Linked DNA regions of Homo sapiens: region 1 is linked to region 2. Evidence: read pairs that join two places in POLR2A ChIA-PET (ENCODE). Cell type or tissue: Panc1. All regions are shown on one strand. Links, peaks and the distances in the headings refer to the core of each region. The heading gives the core; the rest is flanking DNA. Region 1 overlaps WDHD1 (WD repeat and HMG-box DNA binding protein 1). Region 2 holds the start of LOC124903319.

Region 1 (4,399 bases), core at 318-4,317, 110 kb before region 2:
TGAGTGAGCTCCCTTGCTGTTGCATGGGATGGTAGTGTCCACATAGCACAGAGGAAAATCTGTGTGACACAGAGCAATGGTAGGTACGTTAACATAAGATGCCTCTGTGAGAGGCTGGTGATCAGCACTGGGATTAGTCACCATAAGAAGCTGTGGCTCCTAAAAGGCTGCCTGGATCTGGTTAATGAAAGTTCCAGGAGTGAAGCAGCCAGCAACTGGAGTGACTCCAGTGGCAGCAGCAAACTTCAGCATGGCCTTCGGACCAGTATTCCTGGATGATATGACACTGACATTGAAAGAGTTTTCAACAGCAACAATGGCACAAGCTCCCAGGAGAAGCTTCTCCCAGGTCCTCTTCAGATTTATGATGTAGATGCCAACACTTTTCCTTTTATAGATGTACTGTCCCATCTGGAAGACAAAGCTGGTGCTACCTAAGTGGGTTCCTCCTGCAAGGAACTTAAGGACATCCTCCTCCTTCATTTGCAGGACATAGAGGTTCTAGACATTGTGAAAGTTTCCCTTTAAGTTACGATGGGAATCCAGAACAACATCATAAGGATCCTTCTCTGGGTAGTGCAGAAAGCCCTCATGGGCTTTAGAATCAGCTCAATTTGGTCCTCCTAGACATCTTATTGGTACTTTATTTTACTTTGTTTTCTTTTTTTTTTCCTTAGAGCCTTCAGATGAGACATTTTATTTTTAAGGCAGGGTTTTGCTTTGTTGCCTAGGCTGGAGTACAGTGACAAGATCATAGCCCACTGCAGCCTTAATCTCCTGGGCTCAAGTGATACTCCTGCCTCAGTCTCCCAAGTAGATGGGACTACAGGAATATGCCACCACACCTGGCTAATTTTCATTTTTTTGTGGAGACGAGGTCTTGCTATGTTGCCCAGGCTGGTGTCAAACTCCTGAGCTCAAGCGGTCCTCCTGCCTCAGCCTCCCAAAGTGCTGGGATTATAGGTGTGAGCCACCACACATAGGCTGTTGTTTTATATGTGAATGTTATCAAAACTATAGATTAATTTAGGGAAGAACTGACATCTTTATTTATATCAAATAATTCCTTTCTAAGAATATATGTTTCTATTTATCCAAGTCTTCTTTTACTTCTCTTGGTAGCATGTTAAAAGTTTCTTTATATAGATCTTTCACATTTCTTGTACATTTAACCTGTTACTGTATCTTTTTCAATTTAAAAGTAAATGCATTATTTTTCCTACATGCTTTCTAAATGGCTATTGTTTGTATACAGGATAACAATCCTGTATTTGTATAACAATCCTGTATACAAACAATTTTGCTTCCAGTTACCTTACTAAATTTTCTTATTAGTAGTAATGATTTTCTTCCCCAGTTGATTTTCTTGGGATTTACTCATATACAAACATTTCCTTTGCAAATAATGAACATTCTCTTTCTTCCTTTCAAATTTCTCATATCTTTCTGTTGTCTAACTGTATCAGTTAGTACCTCCAAAATGTTAGGTACTAATGGTGAGAATGGACATAATAAGACTGTCTCCAGAGTTGTTCCATTAAGCATGAATGTGAACAAAAATATAAAATTAATTCATTCATGCAAAATTTATACTTCAAAATGAATCTTGAAAAAGTTCAAATGTTTCTTAAAGCATTTCAATACTAATTATTTGGCTTGGTACTCTAAAATTTATAATCCAAATTTTTAAAAAGTAATTAAAAAAACTATTTTTACACTCAAAGTTGAAAAGGACTGAATAAAACAAAGGTTAAAAATAAGAATCATGCCAGGCACGGTGGCTCACGCCTGTAATACTAGCATTTTGTGAGGCTGAGGTGCGTGGATTGCCTGAGCTCAGGAGTTCGAGACCAGCCTGGGCAACACGATGAAACCTCCTCTCTACTAAAAATACAAAAAATTAGCTGGGCATGGCAGTGTGCACCTGTAATCCCAGCTACTCGGGAGGCTGAGGCAGGAGAATTGCTAGAACCTGGGAGGCAGAGGTTGCAGTGAGCCGAGATTGCACCACTGCACTCCAGCATGGGAGACAGAGTGAGACTCCATCTCTAATAAAAAAAAAAAAAAAAAAGAAAAGAAAAGAAAAATAAGAATCACTTACCTTCCCACTTTTTGGCTGCCAAGCAAGTCTGCAGATTGATTTTGCATTTATCACATCGTTGCATTTTTGTAGCAGTGGCCAACTAATAGCACATGTCTAATTGGTAAAAAAAGAAAATTTCTTTCCTTTATGAAAATCCCCCCCAAAATATATGCAGAACTGAATATATTTAAAGGTTCTTCAAATCAATATATATCTCAGAAAAATGCAACTTAATGCACCTTAATTATAATAATACCTGATATACCTAAACTGCTTTAAGTCCTTCAAAGGTATGATGAGTACAAATCTTAAATAACTAGAGTATTTTCTGTGCAGAATAAACAAATGATATACTCATTGAATAATCATACACACATACACAAAACCCCAATACGTGAAATTCTTAGAATGACTACAAAAATAAAACTTCAATGGTCTACTATAAAATGTTAAAGTGTCAAAGTCGCTTCTTTTAAATAGCTCAAGAATGAAGGGAAGGAACTGTGGATATTAAGGCATATTTGTGGAGGATATTTCTCTAGTCAATTACATTCATATTCTCTCTAGAAATGCCAAGCCATCTTGGATTGCCTTGGGCAGACTTAACTGTTCCCTCTGCCAATCTGGAGAACACCTTATTTCGTACCTCCTTTAAAACCTTTATTAGGCTGCATTTGAATAAACTGTATATGTGACTCTCCAAATCAAATGTGACCCATAATTTTTTATCCCCAACCATCTAACCCAAGGCCCAACGCATGGTCATTACATTGTAAATATAAAATAACTGAATTTATTCCCTTCATTTACAAAACTTAAAAAGTTAAATATAAGATTATCATTCCCCTTGTGATTAGGTAAAAATGCAATTAGTCTTCAACGTATTTATTTGGCACTAGAATACTGTGGACTTTGATCACAAAAACAGTATTTAATGGTACCAAAGAAACAAATTCCAAAGAAAAGCAATTATTAATTTGGCCCAGTAATACGACATATAACAATTTATTACAGAAATGGGCAAAAAACTTTAAATTTAAATTGCTGAGTTTACCTGATCTGAAATTTGCCACACTCTGACAGATCCATCACAACTAGCTGATGCCTGCAGGAATAAACAATACATTTCTCTATAGTCATAGCCATAATACTACATGGAAAGTGGTTCAATTAATTAAATCAAAAAGCCCTTTTATCAACTGGGTGAAATTTCCTGCTAACTCTCTTACTGAATAAAACAAAGGTTGAAAAGTTGAGTTAGCAGAAAATTTTTTAGAGAGTTAGTAGGAAATATATTTTTAAACATATTCAGGAAAAACACAAAAAGAGAAGGAAAAAATAATTACCAGAAAGATGTCCTTAGGATCAAAGGAAAGACTTAAAACAGGGGCATCATGTCCTCGAAATGTTTTCTGTTGGCTGCTATCCATCACATCCACAATTTTGACTAGAAAATCACTAAGAACAAAAAGAGTAACGCAAATGAATAAATGCTAACACAAAGGCCTCTCCTAAAAGCTATGATCCAAATATTTCTTTTTTTTTTTTTTTCTTTTTGAGACGGAGTCTCACTCTGTCACCCAGGCTGGAGTGCAGTGGTGCGATCTCAACTGCAACCTCCGCCTCCCAGGTTCAAGCGATTCTCCTGCCTCAGCCTCCCGAGTAGCTGGGATTACAGGTGTGCACCACCATGCCCAGCTAATTTTTGTATTTTTAGTAGAGATGGGGTTTCACCATGTTGGTCAGGCTGGTCTTGAACTCCCGACCTTGTGATCCGCCCACCTCAGCCTCCCAAAGTGCTGGGATTACAGGCATGAGCCACTACGCCTGTCCAAGTATTTTAAAATCACAAAATCTTTATGGCAACTTATAAAATTTGGCACCCAAATTTAATGGCTTACCTTTTAGTTTTGCTCTATAAATATGTTGAAAACACAAGTCAAGATTTCCCATTATGCTAAAATACAAACACTTCCTAAATGGCTTCTTTAGTTACATCTTAAGCTTCTATTATTTGCTAATCTAATTATAGCTACAACCATTTTTAAAAGTACTATACCTTTCACTTCACCTCAGCAATTCAACCAACTATATTGTTTTCCTATGACAAAGAAGCATCAAGAGAAACTCCAAAATATTCTGACTGTACAGCCCAAGTTCTAAGTAAAATAATTTTTTTTTTTTTTTTGAGACAGAGTTTCACTCTTGTTGCCCAGGCTGGAACGCAATGGCGTGATCTCAGCTCACGCAACCTCTGTCTCCCGGGTTCAAGCAATTCTCCTGCCTCAGCCTCCCAAGTAGCCGGGATTATAGGCA
Region 2 (4,399 bases), core at 163-4,162:
GACTTCTAGTGTGTCTTTCTAAAGGAAATAATGACCATGGCCTTCCCTTCCTTACTTTGCCTTTAAGAATGAAAATTCTGGTGTAGCTTTTATATGAATTCTGGGGAATTTGATCATGACTATAGCAGTTCCTTCACTCCTGTTCCCACCACCCTCTTTCTCACCAACTAAAGGTGATTTTCTCCATCTCCTGCCATCAAGGACATTGGCAGACTGGGCAAAGTGGTGCACAGGAGTTTGAGGCTGCAGTGAGCTATGATTACACCACCGCACTCCAGCCTGGGCCACCGAGAAAGACCCTGTCTCTAAATAAATAGAACATCGACGCTGGTGACTCCTTCATATCTAGGAAAAAGAGATGTTCTGGCATTTATTCACTTTATTTGGCATGTATTCATTTAGTGCCTGGTATTTTGCTAGGCACTGGGGATAAAAGAGTGACCAAAAAAGGACAGAGCCCTATTATTAAGTGGTAAGAATCATACCAATAAATATGAAATGACACTCTGACAAATCCTATTCTTTCCAAGGAGAAATCCTGCTTGTTCTTAACTCATTCCTTCCTAACCTTCTTGTCCCTCTGCAACTGCAGCCTTAACCTGTTCACCTGATCCTTCCTCCCAATCAGCAACATGCTCTGGTTTCCCCTTTTAACCCTGCCTCCAAATAGTCTTACCTTCCTCACCTTCTTTTTAGCCAACAAACCATGTAAGTTGGTACCCACTGGCTTTCTCCAACCTACTGGAAATTCTGTCTCAGGACTGGCCACAAAGGCCTCGCCATTACTGAATCCTCACCGCAGCCTTCACTGTGGCTCCTGATCTCTCCACTGTGTCTAACGCCCTGACTGCCTCCACCTGGAAAAGTTCTTCCCCCATCAGACAAGCCTCTCTTCTTTCTCCTTACACCACATAGGGACTGGTGTTCCCCAGGTTCCAGTCTTGGCCCTGTTCTGTCTTCTGTCCATTCTGGGAGATGGCACTGAGTTTCAAGCCTTCAATGGCACTCTCCCCTACACCTCCAATTTGAGTTTCTCCTGAGCTCAGACCCATGTTTTCATGTCAGCCATTATTCTTGAATGCCCTGTTGGACTTCAAATCTGAAGATGTGCAAAACAAACCTCATGGTTTTCCCTCCCAACCCAGTCTTTCTCTGTTCTCCGTCACCATCCACAGCATGGCTTTCCATTCAGGGACCCATAGCAGAAACTTCCAAGTTATCTGTGACTACATTTTTTTTTTCACCTTATTGGGACATTCTGTCTGCCATTGTGTTCACCTGAAAATGTCTGTCACAATGAGAGATGACAAATAGGTTTCATCTAATGTACCAGCTGTGACTGATTGGCAAGTGGCTGCCTGGAGCACTGTGTTGAGAAAGATTCTGAGGCAGCATCTGACCTCAGCAAGAAAAAGTAGCGTGATTTGTTATCACCTCTGCCTTGGGTGGTGGAAGGCATGCCAGGCATTTGCCATCTGGCTGCAAACTTCACCAGTAAGCAAATGGAGATAAGCTCCTCCGGGTCCCATCGCCACTGCCCTGGGTTCTCTCTTAAGAGTGTTGCAATAACCTCTCTTGGTCTTCTCCTTTCTGTCTCTCTTCCCCTTCCCCACCCAGCCCTTGCATTATCCCTCTAGGGCAAATTTCTCCTACTGGGTTAAAGCACATGGCATTAAAGGCCATTGCGAATGTGACTACAGCACCCCTCCCTTCCTCCAAACGTCCCATGTGCTCCCGGATCAGGTAGTAGGGCATTGTGGTTCACAGCATGGACTCGAGGCCTTCCTGCCTGGTTTCAAACCCCAAATCTGACACTTACCAGTTGTGTGACCCTGATTAAGTTATTTGACTCTCTGTGACTCTGTTTTCTCAGCAGCAAAATGAGAAGATCTACCTTATAGGTTTGTTGTGAGCATTAAATGAGTTAAAGTATAGAAAATGCCCAGAATATCTGCAGGCATATGATAAACCGAATGTCAATGTTCAGTCTTATTGCTACCACACCCGCACCCTAATCCTCATTGGCTTTGATCAGGCTGTTTCCACGGGCCTGCCCCACCTTTCCCAACTCTCAGGAAGAATGAAGTGTTCCTCGCGTTGTCCTTCCATAGCACGGGTAATATTCCTCTACTCCAGCAGTTATTGCATTGTACTGGGGTTAGTTGTTCATGTGTGTGTCTGATCCAACAGTTGGGGGATCCTTGGGGGCAGGGAACATGTCTTTCCTACTTTTGTGTCCTCTACTTCTTTTTTTTTTTTTTTTTTGAGACGGACTCTCGATCTGTTGCCAGGCTGCAGTGGCGTGATCTTGGCTCACTGCAAACTCTGTCTCCCAGGTTCAAGGGATTCTCCTGCCTCAGCCTCCCTAGTAGCTGGGACTACAGGCACTTGTTACCACGCCTGGCTATTTTTTTTTTTTTTTTTGTATTTTTAGTAGAGACAGGGTTTCACCATGTTGGCCAGGCTGGCCTCGAATTCCTGACCTTGTGATCCGCCCGCCTCGGCCTCCCAAAATGCTGGCATTACAGGCATGAGCCACCGTGCCCAGCCTGTGTCCTCTACTTCTACCAGAGCAGAAGTCTGGAGGACAGTAGATATGATAATGTGTGAATGATGACATGTTAAATAACTGAATGAATGAATGAATTGGCAGCAGAGACAGAACGAGCACTGGGTGCTAATAATGGTTATAGTGGAAACTTGTTTATCTCCAAGGGAGATAATAAACAAAAGTTTACCTCCTGGAATACTATCTCCATAGCAGGTAAATTCTTTCTTGAATACCAGTACATCTCCAGGAATCAGTTACCCAGCTCTGACTTTTCCTTTGCCCCTAGAAAGGGCTTTTGTTAACTTAAATGTAATCGTGCTCATTCTCATCTCTATAAACATAAATTGCACTTTTTATGGCCTATATGGCCTAGTTCCTCCCCCATCTGTAATTCTATGCTAGGTATAGAACAAACAGAAACTTCTTACTCAATTGTAAGACCTCTGACCTTTACTCTCAAAGGACCAGGGGCCAGTAGTGCTGAGGATTTCATGATTGCTGCTAATGATAACGAGGCATTTGGAGAGCTCTGACTTGCAACCTGGATGAGAAAGAATTAGCTCTTTTCTGAAAACTACCTGCCTCATGCTCTTGCTATGATTTAGATTGTGCATTTGTAGTCAATAGACTTCCACAGTTTATAGTAAACAGCCAGACCTAACTACACGTCTCTTAGCTTCTCTGTGAAGTTTGCAACCTTGGTTCTGCCCTTGGCAGAAGCACATGGCACGCCCTTCAAAAGTGCAGAGAGGGGCAAATCCTCCTCCACGTTCCCTGATTTTCTGCACAAACTAGATCTCCCCAGCTCATTCCACAGAGATATTTATGGTTGCTGGCTAGCAGACATATTGAAAATATTCATGGCACGTTGCCAATGTGCAGATCTGGAAGAAACAGGAGCCTGTCAGTCCTGTTCCACCCCACCCTGCCACAGCCCTGGCAAGCCTCATGGGTCAGTTTGCACTGTGAACACTCCCACTTCATTGCAGGCGACGCTTATCAATAGCGGCCCTGGCCTCCTCCCTCTGCTCTCTGTAACATAACAGGCTGGCAGCGCCCAGAGAGGATTTTGACTATTCCAGTTTTAGTAAAAGGCTGGGGGAAATCCATATAAGCAAGTCTATTGTTCTTGGGGAGAAAAAGAGTATGACTTTGGTGTAGAGAAAAGAGGACAGAATCTGCAGAGGGACAGGTAGGAGGCAGGATGACAGTCCTGGAGAATGCCACAGGTGGAGGCCAGAACATGGTGGATCCGGGCAAATCTGAGCTGACAGTGGGCCAGGATGAGCTGCCTCGCAGGGAAGGTGCAGCCCAACCCCAGCTTCCCAGGAAAGACTTCCCCCTGAGTTGTAAGCCAGCAGTGTGGGAATCAGTGGGTGGGCAGTGTGGGATTCAGTGGGGAAATCCTACAACATGAGTCAAATAGCAGTAACCATGGTGACAACACTGAAAGCCAGCTCTCTCTGGCTCACGTCTCCACCAGCACACACACAGGACCCAGCCCTCCACAGTCAGGTGGCCTCCAGTGAGGCCCCATTTGGGTCTATATTCTGTATGAGGGCCCCTTGGTGGCAAGTGACAGAGACAAGCGTCAGCAAGCCTGAGCAGAAAAAGGATGCGAAAAGGGGAGGTGGGCCGGACGCGGTGGCTCACGCCTGCAGTCTCAGCACTTTGGGAGGCTGAGGTGGATGGATTGCTTGAGCCCAGGAGTTCAAGACCAGCCTGGAAAACATGGCGAAACCTCATCTCTACAAAAAATACAAAAATTAACCCGGCATGGTGGCACGCGCTTGTAGTTCCAGCTACGTGGGAGGCAGAGATGGGAGATTCACTTGAGCCCAGGAAGTC

The links. ChIA-PET counts read pairs that join two places held together with the same protein. Peaks named below come from ENCODE experiments on the same cell type or tissue, not always from the same donor. Only the 100,000 strongest peaks of a DNase experiment are listed, where the experiment ranks them.
Region 1: POLR2A ChIA-PET joins it to region 2 with 13 read pairs; 3 of 35 experiments call an interaction of 5 or more read pairs at or near these places.

Annotation. Positions count from the first base shown.
Region 1 is chr14:55,005,179-55,009,577 of GRCh38, forward strand. WDHD1 (WD repeat and HMG-box DNA binding protein 1) reads right to left here. Exons shown (of 26, transcript NM_007086.4): 5 at 3,430-3,541; 6 at 3,138-3,188; 7 at 2,102-2,197. It also overlaps the pseudogene RPSAP13. Among named protein-coding and RNA genes, the nearest start is that of WDHD1, 20 kb to the right of the region's middle. In Panc1, for the core only: no CTCF peak of the experiment used is centred there; no DNase peak of the experiment used is centred there.
Region 2 is chr14:55,119,300-55,123,698 of GRCh38, forward strand. LOC124903319 reads left to right here and starts at 3,551. Exons shown (of 3, transcript XM_047432036.1): 1 at 3,551-3,900. The coding sequence starts at 3,756. In Panc1, for the core only: no CTCF peak of the experiment used is centred there; no DNase peak of the experiment used is centred there; H3K27ac peaks cover 1,311 bases.